2 separate regions of the Homo sapiens genome follow, and region 2 is linked to region 1. Evidence: chromatin contacts called from ENCODE Hi-C data. All regions are on one chromosome and are shown on one strand. Each heading gives the region's core, a stretch centred on a gene start or an enhancer-like site at or near the end of the contact. The rest is flanking DNA. Distances are from core to core; before and after follow the strand shown.

What was found. Hi-C counts contacts between places; a loop is a spot of excess contacts on that map. Pooled maps may share reads with other maps.
Region 2: a pooled map shows a loop between it and region 1 (9-fold over the local background). The contact joins the enhancer-like site here to the promoter of FHIP1A-DT in region 1. A Hi-C loop is called at or near these places in 5 of 37 single-sample maps with no recorded cell type and 7 of 50 pooled maps.

The regions. Positions count from the first base shown.
Region 1 is chr4:151,405,604-151,412,687 of GRCh38, forward strand. FHIP1A-DT (FHIP1A divergent transcript) reads right to left here and starts at 3,289. Exons shown (of 3, transcript NR_183963.1): 1 at 1,580-3,289; 2 at 1-5. It overlaps FHIP1A (FHF complex subunit HOOK interacting protein 1A), which reads left to right and starts at 3,573. Exons shown (of 14, transcript NM_001109977.3): 1 at 3,573-3,862. RefSeq lists enhancers at 2,003-2,312, 2,144-2,843, 2,844-3,543 and silencers at 2,770-3,242, 3,363-3,532.
Region 2 is chr4:151,884,116-151,891,199 of GRCh38, forward strand. The region is part of intron 2 of LOC127898557 (a long non-coding RNA gene); the gene reads left to right. It overlaps LOC102724700 (a long non-coding RNA gene), which reads right to left. Exons shown (of 5, transcript NR_188364.1): 3 at 7,052-7,084; 4 at 4,376-4,463; 5 at 2,831-3,648. Among named protein-coding and RNA genes, the nearest start is that of LINC03074, 68 kb to the right of the region's middle. Within about 2 kb of position 3,581, at least 2 of the 41 ENCODE cell types and tissues checked have a DNase peak (open chromatin) inside an H3K27ac peak, as active enhancers do.

The DNA.
Region 1 (7,084 bases), core at 2,039-4,538:
CCTGTCTTCATGGTGGAAGACAAAGAGAGAGCAGACAGTGTCATATGGCAAGAATGGGAGAAGGAGACAGCCCCTTTACCTTTAGCAAGACTTATTTCCTCAAAAGAATGAGTCTGTTTCACTCCCAGAGGGCATAATGGATATGAATGAAATTCATATTTGTAGAGAGGGAACTAACATTCTTAAGTGTCTATCATGTATTAGGCATTGTGTTATACACTTCACTATGCTAATTTGTCATCCTAAAACAACCTTAACAAAGTAGGTATTACTTTCATTTTATAAGTTGAAGAAACTGAAGACCATTCAAATTATGCGCCTCTCCTTTCCTGCCTTGATTTTACCCTAACCTCCTTTTGAAGTCTTCTCCAACTTTGTTATAGCAGTTCCGTCCTTACGCTGCCCACATTCAAATTATGCGCCTCTCCTTCCTGCCTTGATTTTACCCTAACCTCCTTTTGAAGTCTTCTCCAACTTTGTTATAGCAGTTCCATCCTTATGCTGCCCAGGCCAAAAGCCTCAGAGTCCTTCTCATCTCCTTCCTTTATACCCCACATCCAATGTGAGGAAACCATCAGCTTATCATCTCTACCACTATTTCTCTGGTCCACATCTCTATCTTCTTGTCCCTCAATTATTATTATTATCTTTTTGTGAGATGGAGTCTCGCTCTGTCGCCCAGGCTGGAGTGCAGTGGTGCAATCTCGGCTCACTGCAACCTCTACTCACTGCAACCTCCGCCTCCTGAGTTCAAGTGATTCTCCTGCCTTAGCCTCCTGAGTAGCTGGGACTACAGGTGCGTGCCACCACACCTGGCTAATTTTTTGTATTTTTAGTAGAGGCGGGGTTTCACCATGTTGGCCAGGATGGTCTTGATCTCCTGACCTTGTGACCCACCCACCTTGGCCTCCCAAAGTGCTGGAATTACAGGCATGAGCCACCGCACCCGGCTGACCCTAGATTATTTTAGTAGCCTCTTAACCAGTCTCTGTGCTTCTACCCTTACACCCTACTGTTTATTCTTAACCCAGCAGTCAAAGTGATCCAATTACAATGTCAGAAAGTGTCACTTTTCTACACAAAATCCTCCAATGGCTCCAACCAACTCACTCAGAGTAAAAGCCTTACCTGATCTGCATCACCCCCACCTTTCACTTCTTTGACTTCATCTTCTCCATTCTTTCATGGTGCCTTCTGGATTGCTCCTAGTACACTTAGGCATACTCCTGCCTCAGGGCCTTTACATTTGCTATGCTTTCTGCCTGGGAAGTTGTCTGCTCAGATATCCCTAACCTCCCTCAAGTCGTTCCTCAAATGTTACCTCCTCCAGAAGCTTTCCTTGATCATCACCCCTCTCCGAACATAGCACCCCTCATACTTTCTATGTACCCTCTCTGCTTAATTTTTATCCACAGCATTTCTTTCTTTCTTTCAAAACAGGGTCTCACTCTGTCACCCAGGCTGGAATGCAGTGGGCTCAAGTGATCCTCCCACCTCAGCCTCCTGGATAGCTAGGACTACAGGTGCACGCCACCATGCCTGGCTAATTTTTAAACTTTTTGTAGATAGGGGGTCTTACTATGTTGCCCAGGTTGGGTCTCCAACTTCTGGCCTCAAGTGATCCTCCTCCTTTGGCCTCCCAAACTGCGGGATTACAGGCATGAGACAGCACTCCTAGCCTCTCCATAGCATTTCTAATCATACAGCAGTCCATATATTGTCCTTATACATTTACCATCTGTCTTTCCCACGTGGAAGAGGTAAGCTCCACGAGGGCTGGAATTGTTGTTTGTGCTCTCTGCTGTGTCCTCAACCCCTAGAAGCGTGCCTAGCATGCAAAAGGCACTCAGTATATATTTGTTGAGTAAATGAATGCTTCCCCCACCTTCCAACTGTTAGAGCAGGCCAAGGGGACCTGTTGTGCAGAACTTCACAGCTTTCTACTCTGAGCTCTATCTTCCTTGTTCTTCCCCAGCTTTTACTTAGGAGCCACTTCTTGACTGAGCTTGTCACAGGTGAAAGGCTGATGAATCTGGAGAGATACTTGTGGCAAGTACCCGGTGTTCCTGCAGTCATCCACAAGCGCAGCAGTGGTGGTAGACAGCTAGAGAAGAAAGTGTAAAGTTTGCATCCTCCAATTATCACGGTTGCAAGACAGAACTTGAAACTAGATACACCTGATTTTGGTTATCTCTGGATGCCATTCACCGAGAATGAAGGGAAGAAGATACTTCCTCCAAAGGAGAATCTGATGAGGCGCCAGCAGGCTGCTGCTGCGGTGGAAACTGCCACATCCGCTTTTGCAAACTGGTGTGGCCCCAGCTGCTTGGACTGAGGCTCAACGCAGGTTTCAGCCACTTCAACCACAGGGCTACGAACATGCCAAGAGAGCCACTAACCAAGTTTCTCATTCCTCCTCTGAGATTTAAAGTCCATCACTTCGCGACTCAAACACGCAAGAGGCGTGGGAGACGGAGGAATGGGGAAGCGAGGCGGCGCTGCCCACCTTGGCAATGGCACAGCCGCGGTCTCTGATGCAAAGGCAGGCGGCCGCGCAGGGCCGGGCCTGGGTGGGAAGGCTGGGCTCTGGGAAGGATGTCGGGGCACCCGGCAGTGCCCAAAGCCACCATCTCAAGCGTGATAGTGGGAAAATGGATGCTGCACCTGCTCTCTCATCTTGCGGGGAATCGTGATTTGGGGAAGTTTCACCTTTGTTGCAGAACTGCCCACATTAGAGCCTTCATTTCTTGGGAAGGGGTTGGCGGGAGTTGCCAGTGAAATGTGTGACACACACACGCGCCACATACTCCCCAAACCCACAGACGACTCCAGTAACGCTCTAGTTACCCTTAAAAAGTAAAACAGAACAAATCAGCAGGCCCCCTCCCTCCATCCTGGCACTTCATTAATGTCGGCCAAGGCCACATTTCCCCTGCCCACTGCAGGGAGTCTGTCAGGAGAACAACAGGCGAACGTTTGCCTCACTTGACTCAGCTCTCTTGGGGCGGTATCAGCATTTTAAAATTCACACCTAAAGGAAGGAGTCAGCAAAGGAAAGCAGAGCTGGGCCGGGGCGCCGGTGGCCGCCGTCAAACCTTTGGGAAGCAAGAAATCCGAAACGCCCGTGACGTGCGGCGTTGTCCGACTCCTTCCACTAGGCAGAACCCGAGAGACGAGCCTTTGGCGGGACGGTGAACGATTGTGCTGTGTACGGCGGTGTGCGTGCGTGAGTAAAGAGTGTGTAGCTCCGGCCAAACGCTAGCCCCCAAGGGCGCGAGTGCTACACTGCGCCCAGCTCAAGTTTCTGTGGAAACTTTCCCTCAGAGGCTCCTCCTCCTTCACCTTGGAAACCGGCGCGGGCCGTGCGGCGCGGCACTGCCTAAGTCCCCGGCGCACCTGGCGGCGGCGTGTCCCAGCGGCAGAGGCGGGGCCGGCGGCGGCGGGGGCGGGGCCGGGGCGCGCTCCCCGAGGCCTCCAGGCAGGTTGGGCCCCACCCCCGCCCCTGCCCCGCCCCGGCCCCCGCCCCCGCCCCCGCCCCCCCCGCGCTCACTAGGGAGAGGCTGGGGGGAGGCAGTGACCCACGCGCCTCAGCCCGCGGCTGACGCACCTTCGAAAAGTTGCGCTCCGACCTTCTCACGACCTACATTCTTCCCGGGCACTCCTGAGTTTGAGCCGGGCCTGGAGGACCTGGGCCAAGACTTTCGAGCGGCGGCCGCCCGAGGTGCGAGGAGCCAGCCCGGCTTTCCTCACTGGGTCCCGCGCAGGCGTCCCCGGGACCGCAGAGCAAACTTTCTGGACTATCTGAGGACACTTGTCCAGCGAGCCCCACTGCTCGGGGAGGAGGAGCCACGGCCGGGGACAGGTAGGTGCTGTGCTGGCCGGAGATTTGCGCTTGAGGGATTCTTTTATTTTAGAGGGTTGAAGGAGGAGGGAGAGTCGAAATGTCCCTTCTCTGCATCCGCCAACTGGGCAGGGGGTGCGGGCATTGGGCTGAGGGAGCAGGCATTGGGCTGGGGGCCGGCTGGGGATGTTCCAAACGAGGTCGCTGCGTCGGGCGGGGGCGCAGGGGGGAGGAGGTGACTTCTAGGGTTTCGGGCTCCGGGACGGGGCGTAACGCGGTGACTGACCCTGGGAGAGAGAGAGCCAGCTTGTTTTGACGAAGGAATATGTCATTAGGGCCCTCCATCCCATTCCTTGGTCCCAGGGTCCTCTGGGAGGCACAGGAAAAGGCAAAGAGATGTGGAGTTCAGGTTTCCCCTGTAAATCAACTTGCTTACACAGGAGACAGAGGCGGTGCCCCTCTGAGGTTTGCAGCCCTTTCCTGGTGTAAGGACTTACTGGTTAGGTAGCTGTTGCTCAATTTCGTAAATTCTGTGATGAAACTGCGTTCAAGTCGTGGTTATTATTGATAGTGTGTATGTGTTTGTGTTTCCTCTGGCTCAACAAAGGTCCCTTGTTAACTCCGCTTCTGCTAGGGAGTGGGAAGAACTACCTTGGTGTCTTATTTCAGGCCTGGTCAGAGCGAGGTGTTGGTGCAGGCGGCGGTAGCCTTGTTGGCTTGGGACTTTGGGAATCACATGAGCAGGTCTAGTGAATTAGTGTCCCAGCCTCCTGGACCCACCCATTCACAGCAGATCTAGCTTCCACTATTCAGCAGATGCTGCAGCCCCAGCTATCCAGGGACAGGGAAACCCCCCTGAAGGGAAAGAGCCAAATGTTGAGAAGGAGAGACAGCTTTCAGGAGGAGGAGTAAACAATGCCTAACAATTGTTGCTTCCCTATAGATTGGGCTTGCTCCCTTGGCTTCTCTGGAAGGGCTGTGCTATCAAATTCATCTCATTAGGAAGTCAGCTGCTCCCTGCTAATAGTCATAGCAGCCCTGATGAAATTATATAGGTCATTGAAAAATAATTCCTGCTTAATTACCTTTATCCTGTTGATTAATGAGAGGGAAGATTTCCTCTCCTTAATGTATTATGCCTGCTTGTCAGGGTCACCTGCCTGACCTCAAGTTCACTTGTACACCTGGCACTAGGCAGGATGCTGTCCCCGAAGCTGTCCACATGTAGTGAACCACAGCTGAAGTCCACGTTTGGAGAACTTCAAAGGTCTTCTTTGGACCGAAATTGAGCAGGATATTTAGTCCATAAATTTACTCTTTAATACAGTATACTTGTTGGCTTTAGGTAACTTTTCGCATAATTAAAGGTTGATATCTTTTTAGTTCCAGTTAATCCCTTTCCGCAGAGCTCATAAGAATTATGTCCATGCCTGTCTTGAAATAAATTAAGTTTGGGGTCCTATTTATCATTTGTCCTGTAGGACAAGGAACAGGATTAAACTGTGTAGGGTGGCTGGAAAGGGGCAGAGAAACTGGACATCACTGAAGTGGATTCAGAGAGTGATTGAGAGTGGTCTAAAAATTTAGGTCCAACTGCCCAGCTACCTTTTTTCTTGGCTCTCATATAAAGACATTGTGTAGGACTTTTAATGGAGGACTTGAAGACTAGAAATAAAAGGAGTGTTTTATTTTTACATAGTCAGAGTGATGCATTGCTGGACAGTTCTGTACTCTGCCTCCCAAGATTGGTTCAAAATACTTTCTCTGCTAAGTTCTTTCTTTAATAGGAACTTGATAGATAATGACTGCAAACAAGAAGCAGATGTACAAATATATTATGTAGAGATATGGAGGTAAAATGAGAAAAAACAAGAATTGCCTCTGAGGAGTGAAATTATATATATATTTTTTTTTTTTTAAAGTTAGGGTCTCTCTCTCTCTCTGGCCCAGGCTAGAGTTCAGTGGCATGATCTCGGCTCACTGCAGCCTTGATCTCCTGGGCTCAGGCAGTCCTCCCACCTTAGCCTCCTGAGTAGCTGGGACCACAGGTTCATGCCATCACACTCTGTTAATTTTTTGTATTTTCATACAGACAGGGTTTTGCCACGTTGCCCAGGCTGCCCTTGAGCTCCTGGACTCAAGCAATCCGCCTGCCTTGGTCTCCCAAAATTCTGGGATTACAGGTGTGAGCCACCATGCCTGGCCTCTTGTATTACTTTCATAAAGAAAATTTAATAAGGAACCTCCTTTCTCCATGCAAATATAAAGCAAAATTGCTTTATTTAATCTGTTTAGACACTTGATCTTTATTCTGTGTACATCTGTCTTCTAGGGTGATACGTAGGCCCAGTGAAGATCTGGATCAGATTCTGCCATTGAAACACAATTTAGATCTACTTCATCCTTATTTTTAGCAACTTCCAACCCTTGGTTCTTAGCCCAGGTAGGGGAACAGTGCTCAAGAGTGACAAGAAACTCCAGGAACTTCATTTATAGGGATCTCTTAATGAAAACAATAACAGAAGTGAACAGTTCTGTAGTGCTTTATGTTTCACAGAGTGCTTTCATGTACCATGTTTGTGCCTTGTGATTTAACCATTTTGTAGTAGATGCCATTGTGTTTAGATTACACAGGAGGAAAGCAGATGAGGTTCAGAGATAATAAGGGACTTTTTTGAGACGGAGTTTCACTCTTGTTGCCCAGGCTGGAGTGCAATGGTGTGATCTCGGCTCACTGCAACCTCTGCCTCCCAGTTCCAGCGATTCTCCTACCTCAGCCTCCTGAGTAGCTGGGATTACAGGTGCCCACCACCATGCTCAGCTAATTTTTTTTGTATTTTTAGTAGAGATGGGGTTTCGCCATGTTGGCCAGGGTGGTCTCAAACTCCTGACCTCAGGTGACCCACCCACCTCGGCCTCCCAAAGTGCTGGGATTACAGGCGTGAGCCACTGTGTTCGGCCAATAATAAGGGACTTTTATGGGCATACTCTTTGCTCCTGTATATTGTGGACTGAGACCTGAATTCAGGATTTCTGATTTACAGCCCATGCTTTCACTTTTTTCCTTGTTACATTTTGTGAAGTGGTTGGATGTGAAATGGGCTTTTCTTTTTCTTTCTTTCTTTCTTTCTTTCCTTTCTTTCCTTCCTTCCTTCCTTCCTTCCTTCCTCCCTCCCTCCCTCCCTCCCTCCCTCCCTCCCTGCCTCCCTTCTTTCTTTCTTTCTCTCTCTCTCTCTTTCTTTC
Region 2 (7,084 bases), core at 2,331-4,830, 480 kb after region 1:
TTAAAAGGATAGAAGCAATGAGGCTCGAAGCCCAACAACTGTTTCAAACCCATTAACTGGACTTGAGCTTTGCCACACAGCTTCCCTCTGATTTGAGGTGGTTGGGATGTACATTTATGGCTGATGCATCTGTAGTTATAAATACTTGTGAAAAAAATAATGGGGCTTGAAGGTCAGAATAGTCCATTAACCCTAGAACTGCACCATCAGGGAGGTGAGGGAGCATCTTTTGTGGGGAGCAGATGGGTGTGAAAAAGTCCACACAAAGTATAATAGGGCATGTTTGGGAGACAAGGGGAATTTTCTGGTCACTCCAGAGTTTCATCTAAAGCCTAAGACTCAGAATAAAAGGCTCTAAATTGATGACAAACTAAGTTCAGGAAACCACCCTCGAATGTGACTGGTTATAGTCACAGTACTACTATCCAGCCCTCTGGTAATCTATGAGAACTTGGGTTGAAGGCAGGTGTCTTGATGGGGAAGTGCAGTGCTGCTGAGAGGAGAGTGATTCCTGAATGGGCCCCTCATAAAGATTGGGCTGCCCCAATTATCCCCCTTCATTAAGTTGTTTGCAAACTGCCGACCTCCAGAAGGGTAGGGTGCCTGGCACTGTAGGGGGCACTTGGAGGAAGAGGCAGGCGAGAGAGGGCTGGAATAGCAGGATGGCCAGGCAGACAAGGGACAAGGGCATGCTCTGCGGTTTCTGGTGTCCGAGGAGGACTGAAGGTAGATCCTGCACACACCACACACACCAGTAGATTCTGGAGGTGGGGGTGGTAGAGGGTGGATGAACTTGATGGTTACAATTTTGCAAGAGGCACGGCCAGCAGCGTACTGTGAGGTCACGTGCTGGTGGTTCACTGGAAAATGTGGCTGAATCTTGCAAGGAACCATATGGCAAAGGTGGTGTGTTAGGTACTGAACAGCCACTCTCACCTTCTACTTTATGAAGAGAAGTCCAATTCTATTGGAGAAAACGTTGCTGGCTAAAATGCCTGGCTAAAAATCGCATTGCCTAGTTGCAGCTCAGGTTGTTCAAGTAAAATAGGTCAATGAGGGGAGGCCTGCTGGGGATATCTCAGAAGGTTTGTTTTCCTGTGATGGACAATATTCTTTCCTCCTTTAGCTCTTTTCGCTCTTCCTTATTTCCTTATTTCTTGTAACTTGGATGAGATAGCTGGAGCTCTGGCAGCTATTTTGTGAGAATGAGGATGAGAGCGCTACCCTAGGATGACAGAGCAACAAGCCAGAACGAGCTTAAGTCAATGACAACATTGTGAAGCCATCGTAATAGCCCCAGACTTCTCATTACCTCTTTCTTACTTAAGCCATGATTGTTTGGATTTTCTGCTACTTATAACATCATTTTATCCTTAATCATACATACCACCACTGCCTATAAGAGATAGAGCCACCACCACCTGTCTCTGTGAAGCCCACAGGCAGTGAGCCAGATGAGCAGCTAGTGACTGGCCCCAAAGGAGGGCCTCAGCTTCTCCATAGCAACAACAGAAGGAGAAAGTCCTCCCTCCCTGTCCCCGTTCTTACCCCAACACTGAAGGGAAAGGGGGAGAGTGTGAGTACAGACACCCCACCCCTGCCACCCAACGACTGCTCCATGCCAAGCCTCAAGAGACTTAAATCCGGCCCGTGGGACAGTGTGTGGAATAAGTGTTTAAACCACTCTTAAAAACTGAAAATGACTGTTTTAATAAACAGAAGTAATTGTCAAGTTTTGGAGTCAGGTTGAAATGTTGAGGGAGCCACTACCCAGTGCAAAAAAGGGATTGGATTCAGCAGAATTAGAGACAGTTTAGAAAACAACATTATTTCAATTCTGTACCCCTATAGAGTTAAAATATCTCAATAAACTGCTTATAACATAAATCTGCTTAATTTCAATTCTCTTAGATCCATCCCCACATCTCTATGTACTGATATGGAAAGATTTCCAGGACAGATCCTAAGTTAAACGAAAAAAGAGGGAAGTACAACACAGCATGCACAATAGGCTACCTTTGGAAAATAAAAGGGGGCAAACAGGAACTGCCCTGGAAACACATACCGGATTATCTACAGGGTGGATGGCAATGGAGGAAAAGCAGGATTTCTTAGAAGATATTTCTTTATATGGATTTGATTCTTGAATCATGTGAATGTATTCCCAAGTAAAAATTTTAAATTCGAAATGTTAGTGTCACAGAGTATTCAACTTTCTTACAGAAAAGACATTTAGATCAACAGATGACAAAAATAGGAGACTGCAAAATTCTTCCTTCCATCCACCTCCAATAATGAAATCAGTGTTTGTTTGCTGCTTTTTTTAGACAAATCTCCCCGTTTTGTAAAACAAGGGAGTATTTTTTGTTTTACAAAACTGAGAGATTTAGGTAAGCCGTGAGTTAGTGGAAACATCCGGAACCATATAAGGGAGCTTTAGCTTTTGTGTGAAGGAAAGAAAACAGTTTGTGACTTTAGCTGAAACAAATAATAATTAATATATTACTGTATATAATTGATTACTATAGTATATTTTATATTGATATAAAATATATTAGCATATTTATATATTAATATATTATTATATCCATATATTAATTTAATACAAGTAATATATTAATATATATCATATGTTATTATAATATAAAATTGTATATTATAATAACATATACTAATATAATACGTTACATATCTTAGTAATATGTGACTGTATATAATTTTATGTTAATTTATTTTTCAAACTTCTTGTGACCAGATTTTCTGTACCTAAGAGAAATTTTCTGTAACTAAGAGAACTTTAGCTGCAGAAATATAACACTAGTGAGAAATCTAACAAGTTTGTTTATTTAAGGCAAGGGTTGGCAAACTATAGCCCGTGGGCCCAATCCAGCCAGCTGCCTACTTTTTACAGCCAGTAAGCTAAGAATGGTTTTGACATTTTTGAGTGGTTATGTTTTAAATGGTTGTATAAATATCTACATAATGTCCTTGCTATTGCCTCTTGGCCTCCAAGTCTGAAGATGGGAAAACATTGCTCTGGGTTGGGTGTTTCTATTGTGCTAATGCCTCATTTGGTACCCAAAGCCCTGAAGCAACAAGACTTAGTTGTGTCTCGTTCCAGCTGCCAGATGCAGAGAAGGCCTAGCATGCATAGCTCAGTATGTCACCGGCCCATGAATGTGTCTCTTAAATACAGAAAAGACGACACGTCAGCCTGTTGCAATGGGGTTCTGTGGCTTGAAAAAGACCTCTGTATTGTATATGAATCTTAGTAATTGGAACTTGGACTCATCACGTCTTTTTTAGCAATGACATTGTAACAGCATGCACCCATCCATCATCGTGTCATCCTTATGAAAATGGTCTCCACTGGTCAGCTTGTCATAGTTAATTAGTCTTCCAATGTATGGATAGTCAGAAGCAAAGCGACTTTGAGGTTTTTTTTGACAATTTTAAAAGTGAACTCCAGAGATACCTGATCTTTCCTGCCTTTTAATTAGAGCCTTTTCATTTGAGGAGGAGAGTGTCCTTGTGGTTAGGAGTACAACCAGCCTAGTTCTGCTTCCCATTTTCAGTTCTGTAGGCGACTCATAGCAACCACAGGCAAGTCGGTGACTGAGTCCTCCAATATGTGCAGTACAGGAAGTTCTAGAATAAAATGCAGTTAGCTGATTGCTACTCAAATGTAGATATTGTTGATATCTTAGTGAGAAAAGGGTAGTGTATTAGATACCGCTATGAAATCTCTAAACTTAGTAGTTTAAAAAAGATGAACAACCATTTGTTTAGCTCAAGATTCTGTAAGTCATCAATTTAGTCTGGGCACAGCTTGCTCTGTCAGGCACCCACAGTCAGTGGTGTTGGTGTGTTGGGTGGATGGGTGGTTGTGTTCATCTTGGCTGGGCTCTCTCATGTCTCAGGCTTTGGCTGGGACAATGAGCTATGCCTCTCTGCTCCGAATAGCTTCTTTTCCCACAGCAGGCTAGCCCAGGCAGACATAGGGGTCTCGAAAGAGAGTGAATGTGTGTAAGAAATCTTAAAGCCTAGGCTTGGAATGGGCAAAATATGACTCCATCATATTTTAATGGTCAAAGCAGGTCACAAGGCGAGCCTGGACCCAAAGTGAAGGGAAACAGACTCTACCTCTTGATGAAAGGGGCTTCAGGGTCATGTTTCAAGGGCATGGTTGCAGGAAGAAGAAGGGTTGTGGTTATTTTGCCATCTACCTCTGGGAGCTAAAACATGAAGGAACACATGCAAGGTGTGAACCGGCCCTGCTGCCAGACAAGGTGAGGGGAAGAGGCCATGACCGTGAAGTCTAGATGCTAAGCTGTGAGAGAGGGACTGATCAGGGGAATTCAGTGACCTCACGTACAGCAGGGATATAGATGATACCGCTGTTTTTCCCCGGGTCTCATTTCTGGCAGAAGAGAGTGAGGGAGCCTCCAGGAGAGAAGTCAGACCTGCAAAGGATGAGTAGGTGTGTGAGTAGCACCATGGGGGGTTTTGGTTAATTTAGTGAAGAAAGAGGGTATTTTTCCATATGCATTGGGAAACCAAGAGTGAACACAGGCTCTGAGTTCAACAGGCTAGTGGAGAGGAAAGAAAACTGCACGCAGGAAGGAAATCCCCTGAACCAAGAGGCTGAGGTTTGATGTTGTGAGCTCAGCCTTCCAAGGCAGACACACATGACTTCTAGTTGTGGTGTGACACCTTATTAACTGTGTGACTTTGGGCAAATCACTTTACCTCTCTAAGGCTCAATCTCCATATCTGTAAGATAAGGATAATAATATATGCCTCAGAGTACTGTAGGGGTGACTAAAGGAGATAATCCATTGTAATATGTCTAAATCGATACCTGGCAGGATAACGGCTGTCCATGAGTGTCCATTGTTACTAACCTTCTTACTTTTGTTGCTATTGATTTTTCATGCATGGCCCACAATTCTAGTTTGCAGTACTGGCCACACTGATGAGCTCTCCTAGTATTTTAGATGAACAGTTTCATGTGGGTGTACCACTATCAATTCTAAAGTAACATACATTGAGATAAATGAATTGTCCCTTCATACAATGTTCCTTTCCCAAATGTTTGTATCTGTTCATTCAGCACCACCATTTAGCCACCCAAAGAATCTTTGTTTCCTTCCTTCCTTCAGACCTCATATCCGGTCATCAAACTATGACATATCTCTCACCCTGTACTTCCCATTCCATTCCCCGACTACCTGCAGAATCTGAGTTCTCACTTGATGCTTTGAGTACCACTTCAGAGTTCTTACAAGTTTCCCTGCCTCCAGGCTCTCTATGCTTTCATCCATTCTGCATCTTGTTGCAAAATTGATCTTCCAAAAAACAGTCCTTTGCTGAAAGCCATCAATGGTGCCTCACTGCTTACCAGCTGACTTCCAAACACTGAGTTTGACGTACAAAGCTCTCCACAACCTGACCCAGGCCTTGTTACTAGACTAATCTTCCAAGACTCCGGGCAAGATCATTTGGCTTTAGACATTTTTTGTATCTCTATTTTGTGTTCCCAATAAGAGTGTGAGCCTGTAGAGCAGAGGTTGGCAAACCATAGCCTGTGGACTAATTCTGTATGATCCATAAAGCTAAAATGTTTACTATCTGACACGTTATGGAAAAGTTTATTGACTCTTGCTCTTGGGGGTAGAAGCGTGTCATAGATGACTTTGTTTTTCCTACAGAACCATGTACTCTTCAATGAACATTTATTGACCTCTAAGCATCCCATTTCTCATTCCTGTAAATTTGTTTCCTTCATAGAGGGCCTTCTTCTCTTCTGCCTACCTGGATGAACCTTTTCAATCTTCTTGGACCCACATCAAATCCTCTGGAAATTCTGACTCTTGCTCAATTCTGAATCCCAACAGCACTAAACCACACATCCTGTGTTCATCTTCTGCTTCCAGTTAGTTCTTTGCACCAGAGTAGGTCGTGAACCTAATTGATACCTGGTGCTTAGCTACCATCTGGTTATCGTCTGCCCTTCAGTACTCAGTAGATATTGTCTGGCCTGGGAAGTATTCTCTGACTCTGTCATTCTTCTCCCCCACAACTGAGTTAGGAACCCTTCTTCATACTCCTCCAGCTGCCTGGACTTTCCATCTTGGCCCTTGTCTTTGTGTACTGTGATTGTTGATTTACTTCTAAGATTCTCCAATTGGACTGTGACCTCCTTGAGGACAGGCTAGTGTCTAATTCACTGATGTATTCCCAGCACCTGGCATGGTGCTGAAGACACTCAATTCACATTTTTGAAAAAATAATGGATTGATGCAATCAATAGTTGCTGATTAATTACATGCTTGATTAAAATATTGGTACTATTCCTCATGGCACCCTATTTACATGCTTCAGTTCTCTAACTAGTCTATTATGTATAGTCTAGTTATACATAGTAACTGGACTTAGTTATAATAACAACCTTTCCTTAGTTATACTCTATAGCTACTTTGTATCTCTCGGTATTAGTCAATGCCTATCAACTTTTATATGACTGAGGTTATCAGGCCAAAACTGGGGGCAACCTGGGAGAAACCAAGCTAGGCCATCCAGGTCTTTGGCAAGAAAGACATGTGCCTTTTTTCAATCCCACTTTCTTTCCTCGACTGTGGGCTACTAAAACAAATAGCAGCTCTCCCTCTTTATGCATTAAGCATTTCAAGGACAGCCTGGCTGTGAAATAAAACAATCCAGACAAATTATTGCACACTCATAGCCAGATTTCTGAATCAAGCCTGAGCCTGCCTAGAGCGCCACGTTCACCTAGCATAAAATAATACCAAATGTTTGGACTTGGAAACCATTTGCCAAATGTTGGGCTAATATAACAAAACACACACATTATCAGAGACAGAAAATGGCATCCTGGAAACAGCTTAACCCACTGCAAATGAGATGTAAGAGCCTCGTTCAGCAGAAAAGTTCTTTCCCACTCTCGGGCTTCCCCTGGAGCTGTTTGCTGCTTGAACCTCTCTCATCTACTCTCGGTTTTTCCTGGGAGCATATCATATATTGCAATCACATTTCACTTAGCTGTCCATGATCAGTTTCTCAA